Regions from separate parts of the Homo sapiens genome. Here region 2 is linked to region 1. A link is an interaction called in ENCODE POLR2A ChIA-PET data of the cell type or tissue named here. Cell type or tissue: Caco-2. All regions are shown on one strand. Links, peaks and the distances in the headings refer to the core of each region. The heading gives the core; the rest is flanking DNA. Region 1 overlaps LOC124904724 (a long non-coding RNA gene). Region 2 overlaps ZNF428 (zinc finger protein 428).

Region 1 (10,017 bases), core at 2,874-7,873:
AAAATACAAAAATTAGCCGGGCGTAGTGGCGTGTGTGTGTTACTTAGGAGGCTGAGGCAGGAGAATCGCTTGAACCCGGGAGGCGGAGGTTGGGTTGCAGTGAGCCGAGATCGTGCCACTGCACTCCAGCCTGGCAACAGAACAAGACTCCTTCTCACAGAAAAAAAAAAAAAAAAAAAAAAAGACACTTCAGCCAAAAAAGTAGATATCACTGTTACGACAATGGCTGTATGCTTAGGTGGGATTCTGGTTTTTGTTTGTTTGTTTGTTTTTGCAGATGCTTACTAGAGTATTTAGTGGTGAATGTTATTGATGTCTGCATTTTTTGTTGTTGTTGTTTTGGGGATTTTTGTTTTGTTTTTTCTTTTTCTTTTGTTTTCATTTTGATGTCTGTATTTATTTTATAATATTTTAGAAGAGGTCAGATGAGGTGGCTCATGCCTGTAACACCAATGCTTTGGGAAGCCAAGGCAGGAGGATCACTTGGGGCCAGGAGTTCAAGATCAGCTTGGGAAACATAAAGAGCCCTCATCTTTCCAAAAGAAATTAAAAATAAAATAAAATTAGCTGGGTGCAGTGGCCCGTACTTGTAGTCCTAGGTAGTTGGGAGGCTAAGGTGGGAGGACCGCTTGAACCTGGGAACTGGAAGCTGCAGTGAGCTATGATTGCACCACTGCACTCCAACCTGGGCAACAGAGCGAGACCCTGTCTCAAAAAAATAATAAATAAATAAATACTTGAGTAGAAAATAAAGGCAAAATAGCCAAATGGTTGTATCAATTATATAAAGGTAATCAGTATATAAGGGCATATTATGCCATTCTGTCTCCTTTTCTGTGGGTTTGAAAAGGCTTATAATAAGTTTTTTCTTTCTTTTTATTATTTATTTATTTATTTATTGAGACGAAGTCTCACTCTGTCACCCAGGCTAGAGTGCAGTGGTGCAATCTCGGCCACTGCAATCTCCGCCTCCTGGGTTCATGCAATTCTCCTGCCTCAGCCTCCTGAGTAACTGGGATTACAGGGGCACGCCAGCACACCCGGCTAATTTTTGTATTTTTAGTAGAGATGGGGTTTCACCATGTTGGTCAGGGTGGTCTCGAACTCCTGACCTCAGGTGATCCACCTGCCTTGTCCTTCCAAAGTGCTGGGATTACAGGCATGAGCCACTGCACCTGGCCAAGTTTTTTTTTTTTTTAAGTAAAATAAAATACTAAAGATAAAATTGTCTCCCCGTCTTAGGATGCATCTAACTAAACAGAGCAATTTAATGTAGGTGCAATGCCTGGAATAGCTGCTGGCCGAAATGGAGGGCTCAACACATTCCTTTAACATCTACCAAGGACCTACTTTGTGCTGGGCACTGGTCCAGGAGCTAGGGGCACAGCAGGACGCAAAGCAAAGTTCCCACCTTTTGTTGTGTTGACAGTGGGGAGCAGATATGTGTTATCTAATCTTTCACTGTCTGAGAGGGATAAGCAAACTGGAGAAAACAAAGCAGGCTGAAGGAAGTATCTGGGTGCAAATGAGGTGTGAGCTGTTTTAGGTGGGTGATCCAGGAGGGGTTCCCTGAGCAAGTGGCATTCAAGCAGAGGCTGAATGCAGTGAGGGAAGAAGTAGGGCAGATGGGCAGGGAACCTTTCCAAGGAGCAGGAACAACCAGTGCAAAGGCCTTGAGGTGGAAGCCTGATGAGATTCTAGGAACAGAAGAGATGTCAGTGTGGCTGGAACAGATTAGGAGAGGAAGAGAGTCGTAGGGGATGAGTAAGTGGTAGCTACTTCTACTGCTGTAATAATGATTATACTATGTGATTTGTTGTCGTTGTTGTTGTTGTTTTTGAGACAGAGTCTCACTTTGTCTCCCAGGCTGGATGCAATGGCGTGGTCTCGGCTCACTGCAACTTCCACCTCCCAGGTTCAAGGGATTCTCATGCATGCCTGGCTATTTTTTTTTTTTTTTTGAGTCGGAGTTTCTTTCTTGTTACCCAGGCTGGAGTGCAATGGCACGGTCTCGGCTCACTGCAACTTCTGCCTCCCAGGTTCAAGAGGTTCTCCTGCCTCAGCCTCCTGAGTAGCTGAGATTACAGGCATTCTCCACCATGCCTGGCGAATTTTTTGCATTTTTAGTAGAGATGGGGTTTCACCATGCTGGCCAGACTGGTCTTGAACTCCTGACTTCAGGTGATCCACCCGCCTCAGCCTCCCAAAATGCTGGGATTACAGGCTTGAACCACTGCGCCCAGCCCTAATTTTTGTATTCTTAGTAGAGATGGGGTTTCGCCATGTCGGCTAGGCTGGTCTCGAACTCCTGACTTCAGATGATCAACCTGCCTCAGCCTCCCAAAGTGCTGGGATTACAGGGGTGAGCCACCGCACCCGGCCCTAATTTTTGTATTGTTAGTAGAGATGGGGTTTCACCATGTCTGCCAGGCTGGTCTCTAACTCCTGACTACAGGTGATCCACCCACCTTGGCCTCCCAAATTGCTGAAATTACAGACATGAGCTACCGCTTCCAGCCTGTACTATGTGATTCTTACTAACTCATTGAAGCTGTAAGCTAATGATTTTAAGATAAGGTTAGAAAACAAAAAACAAAAAAACTCCCAATGGTGAGCACAGTGGTTCATGCCTATAATCTCAGCACTTTGGGAGGCGAAGGCTGGAGGATTGCTTGAGCTCAGGGGTTCGAGACCACCCTGGGCAACATAGTAAGACCTTGTATCTATAAAAAAATAAAATTACAGCCTGGACAACATAGCGAGACCTTGTCTCTATGAAAAATAGAAAAATTAGCCAGGTGTCGTGGTGCACACTTGTGGTCTCAGCTACTCTCTGGTTGAGGTGGGAGGATCACTTGAGCCCCAGGGGTTTGAGGCTGCAGTGAGCCAAAATCGAGCTACTGAACTCGAGCCTGGGCAACAAAAGTGAGACTGAAAAAAAAAAAAAAAAGAACTCCCAGAGAATTTCCTAAGAGGTAGTATAGCCCAATGGTTAAGAGTGTGGGAGCTGGTCTCAGATTGTGAAAATCTAAATTGCATCTACATATTGGCTGTGTCACCTCTAGCAGGTTACTTAATCTATCTCTGTGCCCAAGCCCCTTATCTGGAAAGTAGAGATAGCAAGTATCACCCTCCCAGGGCTGGTGTACTGCGGAGGTAAAAGAATCCACCTAAAATGACTGAGCATGGTGGCTCATGTCTATAATACCAGTGCTTTGGGAGACCAAGGCAGGTGGATCACTTGAGGTCAGGAGTTCAAGACCAGCCTGGCCACCATGGCAAAACCCTGTCTCTACTAAAAAATACAAAAAAATTAGCTAGGTGTGGTGGCATGCACCTGTAGTCCCAGCTACGCAGGAGGCTGAGGCACGAGAATTGCTTGAACCTGGGAGGCAGAGATTGCAGTGAGCCGAGATCGCACCACTCCACTCCAGCCTGTGCGACAGAGCTAGACTCCATCTAAAACAAACAAACAAACAAACAAAAAGAAGAATGCTCCTAAGATGCTTGCCACAGTGCCTGGTACATAGTATGTGCTCAATAAAAGCGATAGCTGCCAGTATTATCATTGTTGCAACTCTGGACATTCACCTCTTCCTGGAGTAGGAAGGGAGATGGAGGCCTGTCATTGAGTCTGACGTCAACAGTTATCACGCGTCAGCTGCTGAAGTGGGCACTTCCCTGGCTGGGTCACCCTGGGCCAATGACATTCTTCTTTCTGAGCCTCAGTTTTCTCAGCTGGAGAAGGGGATCCCTCTTGGGCTGGTGTGAAAACTAAACTAGATCGGAATGTACATGAGGTGGGGAAATAGACAGTTGGGGTGTTGGTCCAAGCAGGCTTGAGACCCAGCTCAGCCACTTGCTTCTGGGTGACCCTGGGCAGATGGCTTCACTCCATCAATCCCCGGCTTTGCCACCTATGAAATGGGTCTGGGGTGGGTAGGGGGCATCTCTCAGTGAAGAGAAAACTCAGGTTTGAGGGTCATGCGGAGCTGTGTGCTGTGCTGCTACCACTTCCTGGTGGGATGACCTCACTTCTCTAAGCCACAATTTCCCAATTTCCCTTTTTTTTTTTTTTTTTTTTTTTTTGAGACAGAGGCATGATCATAGCTCACTGCTGCCTTGAACTCCTGGGCTCAAGCGAAACTCCCACTTCAGCCTCCTGAGTAGTTGGGACCTAGGGGTGTGCACCACCATGCCTGGCTATTTTCTCATATTTCGTGTTTTTTGTAGAGATGGAGCCTTGGTCTGTTCCCCAGGCTGGTCTTGAACTGCTGGGTTCGAGTGATCCTCCCGCCTTGGCCTCCCAAAGTGGTGGGATTACAGGTGTGAGCCACTATGCTCAGCCAATTTCCTCTTTAACGAATGAGAGGTATTTCAGAGCCCACTCATCCCTGCCCAAGGCTGCCCTCGCCTCCTGAAATTTCTGTCTCTCCCTGTGTCTTTGTCTTTTTCTATCTCTCTGTTTTGTTGTTTTCTTTGTCTCTGTCCCTCTTTCTCTCTCTCAATGCCTATCTCTCTCTCTCTCCAACTCTATCACTTTCTCTCTCTGTACCTCGATCTCTGTATCTGTTTGTCTCTCTCTTCATGTCTTTTTATCTCTGCTTCTCCCTTTTCTCTGTCTCTCCCCATGGCTCTCTTTCTCTTTCTGTGTCATTGTTTCTGTTTCTCTTTCTGATTCTTTCTCTCTGTCTCTCCCTCAAGTGACACACACACACACCTGTAAGGTTCTGCTGACGTGTAAAGGGAAGGGAAATGCAGGGATCAGGACCTGGACACTCTCCAGAAACACGGCAGGGATGTCGGCTCCTTCCTCCTCGTGACTCACCTGGGCCTCACCCAGCTCTTGCCTGCCTGCGGGATCATGGGTGAGGCCCATGGGTTTCGGGGGCTTCCCCAGCCTGTGGAGAGGAGAATTTCAGGCAGAGACAGAGAGGGTGATAGAGGAGGAGGCAAAGAGAGGGAGAGACAGAGAGAGAGAGAGAGAGCTGGGGATAGAGATGGAGGTGGGGAAACGAGGGAGAGGGAGAGAGAAGAGACCCACAGACAGACTGGCTCAGGGGAAATCTGAGATGGGGGTGTGGGGGGAGTGAGAGAGACAGAAAACAGCAACCGAAGAACAAGGACAGGGAGAAAGAAAAATGGGCAAGCAGGGAGAGAGAGAAGATAAGAGACTGACAGAGGAGTTAGAGAAAACAACACACAGTTGCCTTCAGAGAACACAAAATAGACACAGAGATACAGGGACACTGTGTGTGTGCGTGTGTGCATGTGTGCGCGTGTGTGCATGCGTGTGCATGTGTGTGAGTGTACGTGCATGCGTGTGTGCGCACACATGTGTTTGTGTGCATGTGTGTGCATGTGTGTGTGCGCGCACGTGTTTGTGTGCCTGTGTGTGTGTGTGTGCATATGTGCATGTGTGAGTGTGTGTATGCATGCATGTGTGTGAGTGTGCCTGCATGCATGCGTGTGTGTGTGTGTGTGCACCTGTTTGGGGCTCCCTCATCCTCTTGCCACCTGCCATGATGAAGTGACTGCCCTCTGGCCTGGCCGCTGGGAAGGTCCTTCTCTGGTTGGGGAGGTGGGGGGGATGGGGGGTGGCTGAGCTGATGGTAGGGAAAGGGCCATCGCTCATAACCTCCCCTTTCTGGGACGCCTAACAGGCCACACTGATGTGGCTTTCAGATCCTGGCCTGGACACCTCTTAGATGTAGAGGACCTCTCCACTCAGGGCCTCCCTGGGGAGTGGAAGAGCTGGTAAACCCTTGAGTCCAATAACCCTCTTCCCCCGTTTTCCAGGCAGAGAAACTGAGGTCCAAAGGGAAGACTTTTTATTTTTTTGAGATAACGTCTGGCTTTATCGTCCATGCTGGAGTGCAGTGGTGAGATCTCAGCTCACTGCAACCTCCACCTCCTGGGCTCAAGCCATCCTCCCACCTCAGCTGCCCAAGCAGGTGGGATGACAGGCGTGCACTACCACGCCTGGCTAATTTTTGTATTTTTTGTAGAGACAACATTTCACCATGTTCTCCAGGCTGGTCTTGAACTCCTGAGCTCAAGCGATCTGCCCACCTCCACCTCCCAAAGTCCTGGGATTACAGGCATGAGCCACGGCGCCCGGCCTAAAACAGGAGACTTTAAATGAGTTTCTCCCCGTCTCAAGTTTATTGTGTTTGTGTTACAGTGGGTACTGTTTTGAGAGTATTATCTATATTATTGGTGAATCTGTAAATATCCTATTTCGTACACACACACGGAAACTGAGGATTAGAGAGGTGTGGTGGGCTGAGAGATGGTCCCCGAAAATATCCAGGTCCTAAGCCCTGGAGCCTATGGGTGTTACCTTAAAGGAAAAAAGGGTCTTTGCAGATATGATTAAGTTAAGGAACTTAATCAGGAACATTTTCCTAATTATCCAGATGGGCCCTAAGTGTAATCAGAAGTGCCCCTGGAGGAAGGAGGGACAGGGACATTTGACTGTAGACAGAAGAAAAGTAAGTCATGGGAGAGAAGCAGAGGAAAACAGGGTGGGAGACAGAAGGTATTTGCTGCGGGCTTTGATGATGGAGAAATGGCCAAGAACCAAGAAACGTAAGAAATGCAGCTCCTGCTGGAAAACGACAAGGAAATCACTCACCCCGGACATCTCTTGACCAGGGCACTGCTCTGCTGACACCTTGATTTTGATTACATGAGACACATTTTGTACTTCTGACCTCCAGTCTGTGAGAGAATAAATTTCTGTTGTTTTAAGCCACTAGATCTAAGCTAATTTGTTACAGCAAAATAGGACACCAATACAAGAGGTTAACTCACTTGCCTAAATTGAGCTGATATTTTTTATTTTTTGAGACACGGTCTTGCTCTGTTGCCTAGGCTGGAGTGCAACGGCAGGATCATAGCTGATTGCGGCCTCCAGTTCCTGGCCTCAAGTGATCCTCCTGCCTCAGCCTCCTGAGTAACTGGAACTACAGGCCCATGTGACCAAGCCTGGCTGATTTTAGAGAGCTTTTTTGTTTGTTTGTTTGTTTTGAGGTGGATTCTGGCTCTGTTGCCCAGGCTGGAGTACAGTGGTGCAATCTCAGCTCACTGCAACCTCCACATCCCAGGTTCAAGCAATTCTCCTGCCTCAGCCTCCTGAGTAGCTGGGATTACAGATGCCTGTCATCATGCTCGGCTAATTTTTGTATTTTAGTAGAGACGGGGTTTCACTATGTTGGCCAGGCTGGGCTTGAACTCCTGTCCTCAGTTGATCCACTCACCTTGGCCTCCCGAAGTGCTGGGATTACAGGCATGAGCCATCGTGTCTGGCTGCCTGGCTGATTGAATTTTTTTTTTTAATAGAGACGGTGGGGGAGGGTGGGGGGTCTCACTATGTTGCCCAGGCTGGTCTTGAACTCGTGGCCTCCATCATTCCTCCAGTGTTGGCCTCCCAAAGTGTTGGAATTAATAGGCTTGAACTACCACATCTGGCTTCTAAACTGACTTGTTAGGCCAGGTGTGGTGCCTCATGCTTGTAATCCCAGAACTTTGGGAGGCCGAGGCGGAAGGATCACTTGAGGTCAGGATTTCAAGATCAGCCTGGCCGACATGGTGAAACCCCGTCTCTACTTTAAAAAAATATAAAAATTAGCCTGGTATGGTGGCAGGTGCCTGTAATCCCAGCTACTCAGGAGGCTGAGGCATGAGAATCACTTGAACCCGGGAGGTGGAGGTTGCAGTGAGCCGAGAACGCGCCACTGCACTCCAGCCTAAACAACAGGGCGAGACTCTGTCTCAAAAATAAATAAATAAATAAATAAAATAAGATAAACTGACTTGCTAAGTGTAGTGTCAGGATTTGAACCCCTGCATTCTGGCTCTGTTTCCTACACTTACACCCACCATGCTGAGGGGTGCTGCCCTGGAGTAGGGCAAGCAAAGACTAGGAGCTATTAATAGAAGTTTCATCCTGTTCTCTCCCAGCTCCCGCCTCTTTCCATCTCATCCTTCAGCAGCCTTCTTTGCTATGCCTCTCTCTGGCTTCATGGTATTAGGGGTGACTTGGAAAGAAGCAGGGACCAGAGGAATAATATTCACTGAGTTTGTGTAAAGAAAAAAGCTTTCCTTGCCTCTAGCACCTTGCAGCTCTTTTATTCCACCGCCTAGATGCAACAGCAGAAATCATCTTTGCAATTCAAGGCCTAATATTCTGAATATATAAGGAGCTCCTGTTATGGGTTGAATTGCTTCCCCTCCACACCAGAAAAACATAGGTTGAAGTCCTAACCCCCAGTACTCAGAATGTGACCTTATTTGGAAATAGGGCTGTTGCAGATATAATTAGTTAAGTTGCAGTCATACTGAAGTAGGTTGGGCCCCAAATCACTATGACTGGCATCCTTATAAGAACGTGGCCCTAGGCCGGGCGCGGTGGCTCACGCCTATAATCCCAGCACTTTGGGAGGCTGAGGTGGGTGCATCACCTGAGGTCAGGAGTTTGAGACCAGCCTGGCCAATATGATGAAACCCCATCTCTACTAAAAATACAAAAATTAGCCAGGCGTGGTGGCGCGTGCCTGTAGACCCAGCTACTTGGGAGGCTGAGGCAGGAGAATCGCTAGAACCCATCAGGCAGAGGCTGCAGTGAGCCGAGACTGTGCCACTGCACTCCGGCCTGGGTGACAGAGTGAGACTCCATCTCAAAAAAAAGAAGAAGGTGGCCCTGTGACGACAGAGAGACACAGGAATAATGCCATGTAAAGACAAAGGAAGAGAGTGGAGCTAGGCAGCTGCAAGCCAAGGACCGCCAAAGATTGCCAGAAAGCCACTGCTGCTGGGAAGAGCCAGGTAGGAGTCCTCTATGGGTTTATGGCCCTGATGACACCTTGATCTTGGACTTCTGGACTCTGGACTGTAAGACAATACATTTGTCGTTCTGACCCACCCAGTCTGTAGTACTTTGTTACAGCAGCCATAGGAGGCTAACAGAGCTTCTATGAATCAATTGGGTGGAGCACAGTGGCTCACGCCTGTAATCCCAGCACTTTGGGAGGCCAAGATGGGTGGATTGCCTGAGCTCAGGAGTTCGAGACCAGCCTGGGCAACACCATGAAACCCCGTCTCCACTAAAATACAAAAAATTAGCTGGGCATGGTGGAGTGCACCTGTAGTCCCAGCTACTTGGGAGGCTGAAGCAAGAGAATTGCTTGAACCTGGGAGGCGGAGGTTGCAGTGAGCTGAGATTGCACCACTGCACTCCAGCCTGGGGGACAGGGTGAGACTCGTCTCAAAAATAATAATAATAATAATAATAATAATAATAATTAATAGAGGACAGGAAAAGAAGCACAAATGACCCCTATAAAAATGACACTAACCAGTCACAGTGGCTTACGCCTGTAATCCCAGCACTTTGGGAGGCTGAGGCACGAGGATCGCTTGAGCCCAGGAGTTCCAGACCAGCCTAGGCAACAAAGGGAGACCTTGTCTCTATAAAATAAAAAAAGGTTAGCCAGGCGTGGTAGGACATGCCCATCTTCCCAGCTACTCAGGAGGTTAAGGAAGGAGGATCTCTTGAGCCCAAGAGTTCAAGACTGCAATGCGCTATGATTGTGCCACTGCACTCCAGCATGGGTGACAGAGTGAGACTATGCTCTAAAAAAAATTAGTCAATAAGAGAGACCCCAGAGATCTGTTTCGTCCCTTCTAACAGGTGAGGATGCAGCAAGAAAATGCCTTCCATGAACCAGAGAGCAGGATCTTGCCAGACACTAAATCTACTGGTGCCTTGACCTAGGATTTCCCAGCCTCCAGCACTGTGAGAAATAAATGTCTATTGTTTATAGGTATTCAGTTTGACAGATGGTCTTATTTATATGTCTGGACTCTCAACCGTGATGTTTGGGGTGCTGGGAGCCTCTCTCCTCAAGATTTCTCACCCTGCAAGAGGTAAGCCTGGGCTCCTTCATCCAGTGTCAAAGGGTTTTCAGCAGCAAGAAAGTGAGAACAGCAGTGACAAGTTCTTTTTGTTTAAAT
Region 2 (6,520 bases), core at 1-5,000, 67 kb before region 1:
ATGGATCACAATCCCTGTCTCACAGGGTTATTCTAAGAAGCTGATAATCTCATGCAAATTAAGTACAGCACTCTGTAAGTGCTGGGAAAATGGCAGCTGCAATTATCATTAAGGTTCTATTTTTGTAAGTTCCTAGATGCACCATTTCTATGAGTCAATATATATAAAGCCCTTGGACTGGCACCAGATACCCAGGAAGCGCTGAGAAAGCGTAGCTGTGATTATAATTAAAGTCCTCTTTGTGGAAGTTCCTAGGCTATGTGGCAGAAAGCCCTAGCTGTCCTCCATGAACTGTTTTCTGCTTTCTGGGCGCTTGGCTAGACTGCTTCTCCCAGGTTGTTTTTGCAGTTAGCTGCGGCCACATATCTAATTTCTCAGCAAAGGCGTGTCAATGGAAGCAGTGTGTGCCCCTGGCAGGCCAGGGCTTGTAAGACAACACGTGCACCTCACCAGGCATCCTGTCCTCTTCTGCCAGCAGGACCCAGGCTATGGCCACCCAGTCTGGACCATGGGGGAGACAACAGGCTTAAGGGATGGCCTGGGTCCCCAAATGACTCACCCAGCACCATTTTGTGAGTGAGAAACAAAATTCTATTATTAGAGCCTTTACATTATGGGGTCTGTAAGTAAATACATGGAAACCTCATCGAATACAAGCACGCAGTAAATGTTATCTTTCCCAAAAGACCCCAAGGTTCCCCAAGAAGGAGCCCAGGGGGAATACACACACACACACACACACACAAACACACACACGGGCGGGAATACACACACACACACACACACTCTGAACCAACACACACAGATACAGATTTTGGCTTTTATTCTGGCCATCACACATCTACTTCTAAGACAACACAGACCGGCAGTACCCCATCCCCCATGACCACTGTCACAACCCCAATTTCCTCAGCCCCCTCCTCCCACCCCACCCCTTCTGCCAAGCTCCCCGTATGGGGGCTCTGCCTACACCTCACCCCGGGCATGCAGCATGAAGTGCCCGTGCAGCTCCCCCAGGTTGTCGAAGGAATCCTCACATTCCGTACAGTGGTAGGTTCCCTCCTCCTCCTCTTCCTCCTCCTCCTCCCGCCCAGCTGGTCGGCCCTCCCCAGCCCGAGGTGGTTCCTCCTCTTCCTCCCCGAGGGCCCTGCCTTCAGGGGCTGGTGCTTCCTGGGGGGCTGTAGCAGGGCAGCAGAGCCGGCAGGGTGGGGTTCCCGGTGGGGCCTCCCCAAGGGGTGAGCGGCCACAGAGCTGGCAAGGCTGGGCCGGGGGCTGGGCTGCACGGGGGGCCCGGCGGGATGGGCCACCACGGCCCCCGCCAAGGCGCTGCTTCACCTTGTAGCCAGGATCATATTCAGGATCGTCAGTGGTCTCCTCTTCCTCCTCCTCCTCATCTTCTTCCTCTTCGGAGTCCGGCTCTGAGAGAGTGTATTCTGAATCAGAGGAATGCTCGGGGCCTGGAGGGGGACAGACAGGGGAAGACAGTGGTATCAGAGGAAAGAGGGCTAGGCCAAGCTGTCCCCTCCCTGAATCCCCACATTCAGACTTGCCATAGTATGACAAGGATAGCCTAGACACTACCCTTCCCTTCCCCACAGATGAGTCCCCATGGCACAGAACAAGACTGGCACCCAGTAGATTCCCTGTATCTTTGTGTCAAGCAAATGAATGTCTTCCAAGAACTGCATGGGACAGGACTGGGCACAGTGGCTTATGCCTGTAATCCCAGCACTTTTGGGTGGCCAAGGTGGGAAGATCACTTGAGCCCAGAAGTTTGAGACCAGCCTGGGCAATATAGCAAGACTCCGTCTCTACAAAAAATTAAAAAATTAGCCAGGCCTGGTGATGCATTACCTGTAGTACCAGCTTCTCGGGAGGCTGAGGCGGGAGGATCACTTGAGCCGAGGAGTTCCAGGCTGCATTTGAGCCATGATTGCGCCACTCCCTTCCAGCCTGGGTGACAGAGTGAGACCTCACCACTTAAAAAGAATTTTTTTGGCCGGGCGCGGTAGATTACTCCTGTAATCCTAGCACTTTGGGAGGCCAAGGTGGGCAGATCATGAGGTCAGGAGTTCAAGACAAGCCTGGCCAACATGGTGAAACCTCGTCTCTACTAAAAATACAAAAATTAGCTGGGTGTGGTGGCGGGCGCCTGTAATCCCAGCTACTCGGGAGGCTGAGGCAGGAGAACTGCTTCAACCCAGGAGGCGGAGGTTGCAGTGAGCCGAGATCACACAACTGCACTCCAGCCTGGGTGACAGAGCAAGACTCTGCTGTCTTAGAAAAAAGCAAAAAAAAAAAAAAAAAATTATTTGATTCTTTCGATTGATTGCAAAAGAAAACAAAAACTCCATGGGGAGGTGGGGTGGGAGGCATTTAGGAAGGACAAAGCCGGAGTAGTAAAAACCCACCAGTAACAACAGCATCCTTGCTATTGTAGGAGCCCTGTTCTTATACATTAACTCACTAAATCCTCAACAACCCTTTGAGGGTGGTACTATTACTATCCCCAGTTGATGGATGTGGAAACTGAGGCACAGGGAGGCTAGACGACTCACTCCCCTGTGGTTACACAGCTCTGGCAGGAAAAGCTGAACCTGGGCCATGGCTGACACTGGATCATTTTAGGGAGACAACCATTTGAAAAGGTATTTGTGCAAATTAAAACACATGCATACACACAGATGTACTTTTATATCTGTGGCCATGGAGAGAGAGAGAGAGAGAGTTAGGTGAATTAAAACATTTATTTATAGGTAAGATATATTACTGTGATTTCACAGTTATCAAGGACAGGCCTAGGACAAGTTTAGGTTTAAAGAAAAAGGCCTGTAATCTAGCACTTTGGGAGGCTGAGGTGGGCGGATTGCCTGAACTCAGGAGTTCATGACCCACTCTGGGCAACATGGTGAAACCCCGTCTCTACTAAAAATACAAAATTTAGCCAAGTGTGGGGTGGTGGGTGCCTATAGTCCCAGCTACTCAGGACTCTGAGGCAGGAGAATTGCTCGAACCCGGGAGGCGGAGGTTGCGATGAGCCAATATTGAACCACTGCACTCCAGCCTGGGTGACAGAGCAAGACTCCGTTCCCAAAAAAAAAAAAGAAAAGGGGAAAAATTTATAGTTGATATACGGAAAAGGGCGACATCAGCTGCCATTATGGGGGCGCACACACAGAGTAATGGTTGGGGATGGGGTCCCTGTGACCACGGTGTGGGAAGTACCAGCTTCTTCGGCCTTGGTGGTAGGAGCCTGCCAAAAGCCTCACCTTGTATCCATCCCAGCCCCATTCCTCAGTTTCTCCCAGAACCCAGAGGATCCTGCTACTGCACCCTGTGCTCCGCCCTTGCTCCTGTCATCACAGTGGCCACAGGCTCTTCATACCAGGCTCCTCACCTTCCAACACCCCAGGCCCATACCTGCCTCAGGGTCTTTGCCACCCTTTCTGCCGATGTCACTCTCCATTCCATGTCTCTTCTCAAGTGTCACCTTCTCAGTGACGCCCTGGCCACTCCCCAGCACTCCCTACGCCCCTTACTCTGCTTGATTTTTCTCCATCTTCTTTTGAGATAGAGTCTCGCTCTGTCATCCAGGCTGGAGTGCAGTGGCGTGATCTCAGCTCACTGGAAACTCCGCCTCCTGGGTTCAGGCAATTCTTCTGCCTCAGCCTCTCAAGTAACTGGGATTACAGGGGCGCACCAGCATGCCCAGGTAATTTTTGTATTTTTAGTAGAGACGGGGTTTCACCTTGTTGGCCAGGCTGGTCTCAAACTCCTGACCTCAAGTGATCCACTCATCTCAGCCTCCCAAAGTGCTGGGATTATAGGTATGAGCCACCGCAGCCGGCTCATTTTTCTCCATCTTCTGACTCACTGCATTCAACATTTACTTGTGTGTTTGTTTACTGCCTGTCCCCGAGAGCTGGGACTTTGTCTGGTTCACTGCTGTGGCCCCAGCATCTAAAACACTTCCTTTGTGCAAAGAAAGTACTTATGACATATTTATGGCATGGATATCTCTGCATGGAATTTGACAAACCTTTTCTGAGGCTTCACACACACTGTTCCTCCCTCTGGTGGGAATGTCCTGCCCTAGTTTTTCCCACCATCCTTTAGGACCCAGTGGGAGGCCTTCCTCTTTGGTGAGGCCGTCCCAGACCTCCTCATCCCAGGCAGCCAGTCACTTTTTTTACCACCCTCCTGCTGGGTCCCCAGCATCACCAGCCCAGAACAGGTTATAACTCTTTCCTTCTGAACATCCGTCCCTGCAGCTCTCTCCTACTAGTTCCTGCCATTTAACAATCGTTTCCTGAGGCCTTGGTATGGGCTGTTCCCCACTCTATCCACCTGGTGACCCCCTACTCATCCTTCAAGACCCAGCACAAACTCTGTCCTCTGTGAAGCCACCACCCTGAAGCCCCAGGCTCCCAGCCAGGTCTCTCTCCAGCTTCCCCTGCCCCAGCACCTCCTCCTGTTACTGCCCTAGAAGCTGACTGCAGTCAGCTGCCCCCCAGGGTATCTCCCTTATCTGACTGGGAACTCCTCAAGGGCAGGTATGATCTTGGGGTCCGCAGCAGAGGACGTGTGGGTGAGTGGATGATAGTGGCCCCAAGACCCTGATCTCCCTCCCCAAAGCCTTGGCCTCTGCTCCTCGCCCACCTGGTTGACCCGTTCATTTTTTTTTTTTTCGAGAGAGAGTCTCGCTGTCACCCAGGCTGGCGTGCAATGGCGTGATCTTGGCTCACTGCAACCTCCGCCTCCAAGGTTCAAGCGATCCTCCCACCTCAGCCTCCCAAGTAGCTGGGATTACAAGCGTGTGCTATCACACCTGGCTAATTTTTATATTTTTGGTAGAGATGGGGTTTCACCTTGTTGGTTAGGCTGGTCTTGAACTCCTGACCTCAGGTGATCTGCCTGCCTCAGCCTCCCAAAGTGCTGGGATTACAGGTGTGAGCCACCGCGCCCAGCCTGACCCTTTCTTTCTCTACTGGCAAAACTCCTGCTCCTTTTTAAAGCCAAGCTCATGTCACCTCCTCTGTGAAGTCCTCGCTGACTCCCCAAGCGGTCAGTGTCTCTCTCGTATGGGCTCCCCGGCCCCTGCACTGCTCTCCATCACACCCTGACCACTCTGGGCAGTGGCCCCCCTCCCCACCCACTGACTATGGGCTCCTTGAAGGCAGGGCCTGGGTCTGCCCCATCTCTGTGTCCCCAGCAATGCTGGGCATGAGTCAGCCTCAGAAGACATCTGCTGAATGGCTGCAAACCAGAGGAAATATCTCCAGCCTCAGGCTGGGACCCCTCCCCTCTCTCCTCCCACCTCTGACTTCATACCACTCACCCTCCAGAGTCTTCAATGCCCACTATTACTTCACACAGTTGGCCTGTGACAGGCAATCAGGTCATCGTCCACGGCTACCAGGTGTTTCATGTCTACTGTGACTTCCAGGACCACAAGCCCTTTTGCGCCCACCATGTCTTCACCTAAGAGATCTTCAAAGCCCAGTATGTCTCTGGCACCCAGTGGATCCTCCATGCCCACTGCGGATCCCAAGCCTCCTGCCTCCTTGAAGTCCACCAAATCAGCAACACCCAACAGATCCTTAGTGCCCACCAAACCAGCGACATCCCGTAACTCAGTCATGAGCCCAAGCAGTTCCAAGTCCACCAAATCGACCAGTACAAAAAGAGCCCCTTCTAACCGGCCCAGCAGCAGGTCCCGAGTCCGCAGCAAAGCAAGAACACCCAGCAGGGTGAGCACCGACACCAGGACCAGCAAAGCCAGCAAGGCCAGCGACGTGAGATGCCACCAGCGGAGGGGCACACACAGCCGGGGTAGGACACCTGGCAGAAGGGGAAGCCGCAGCTCCAAGAGGTCACCCAGCAGGGCCAGCACTCCTGGCAGGATAAGAACTCATGGTGCCAGACCAGGCATGGCCAGCAGGGTGAGAACTCCCACTTCACAGCAAAAAGGGAGCCGGGGAAAGAGTTACGGCCGGCCTAGAACCAGCAACAGGGAAAGGAGTGACAGCCAGCCTAGAAATCTGAGCAAGAAGAGTTACCGCCCACCAGGAGGCTCAGGTATAGGGAGGAGTTCCGAGCTGGCTGTAACTCCCAGTACAGCCAAGTGTCAAACCCCGACTGGAATTCCCTCCAAGGAGAAGAGTGACAACCCATCTCCATCCTCATCAAGGAAGGTGAAGAGCTACGGTCAGATGATCATCCCCAGTAGGGAAAAGAGTTACAGCCCCACTGAAATGTCCAGCAGGGTCAAGAGTTATAACCAGGCCAGCACCCGCAGCAGGCCGCAAAGTCACAGCCAATCTAGAAGCCCCAGAAGGTCAAGAAGTGGCAGTCAGAAGAGGACGCACAGCAGAGTGAGAAGTCACAGTTGGAAGAGAAACCATAGCAGGGCAAGAAGTCGCACCCGGAAGGGAATTCTGAGCCAGATGGGAAGACACAGCCAGTCTAGAAGCCACAGCAAGGGGAAAAGTCAAAACCAATCTAGAACCCCCAGAAGAGG

What was found. Peaks named below come from ENCODE experiments on the same cell type or tissue, not always from the same donor. Only the 100,000 strongest peaks of a DNase experiment are listed, where the experiment ranks them.
Region 2: POLR2A ChIA-PET joins it to region 1 with 8 read pairs; 23 of 35 experiments call an interaction of 5 or more read pairs at or near these places.

The regions. Positions count from the first base shown.
Region 1 is chr19:43,670,789-43,680,805 of GRCh38, forward strand. It overlaps LOC124904724 (a long non-coding RNA gene), which reads left to right. Exons shown (of 3, transcript XR_007067264.1): 3 at 9,695-9,830. Among named protein-coding and RNA genes, the nearest start is that of PLAUR, 5.6 kb to the left of the region's middle. RefSeq lists enhancers at 4,646-4,745, 8,529-9,028. In Caco-2, for the core only: no CTCF peak of the experiment used is centred there; a DNase peak (open chromatin) is centred at 4,818.
Region 2 is chr19:43,606,651-43,613,170 of GRCh38, forward strand. It overlaps ZNF428 (zinc finger protein 428), which reads right to left. Exons shown (of 3, transcript NM_182498.4): 3 at 574-1,457. The coding sequence ends at 967. It overlaps SRRM5 (serine/arginine repetitive matrix 5), which reads left to right and starts at 5,438. Exons shown (of 1, transcript NM_001145641.2): 1 at 5,438-6,520. The coding sequence starts at 5,472. In Caco-2, for the core only: no CTCF peak of the experiment used is centred there; no DNase peak of the experiment used is centred there.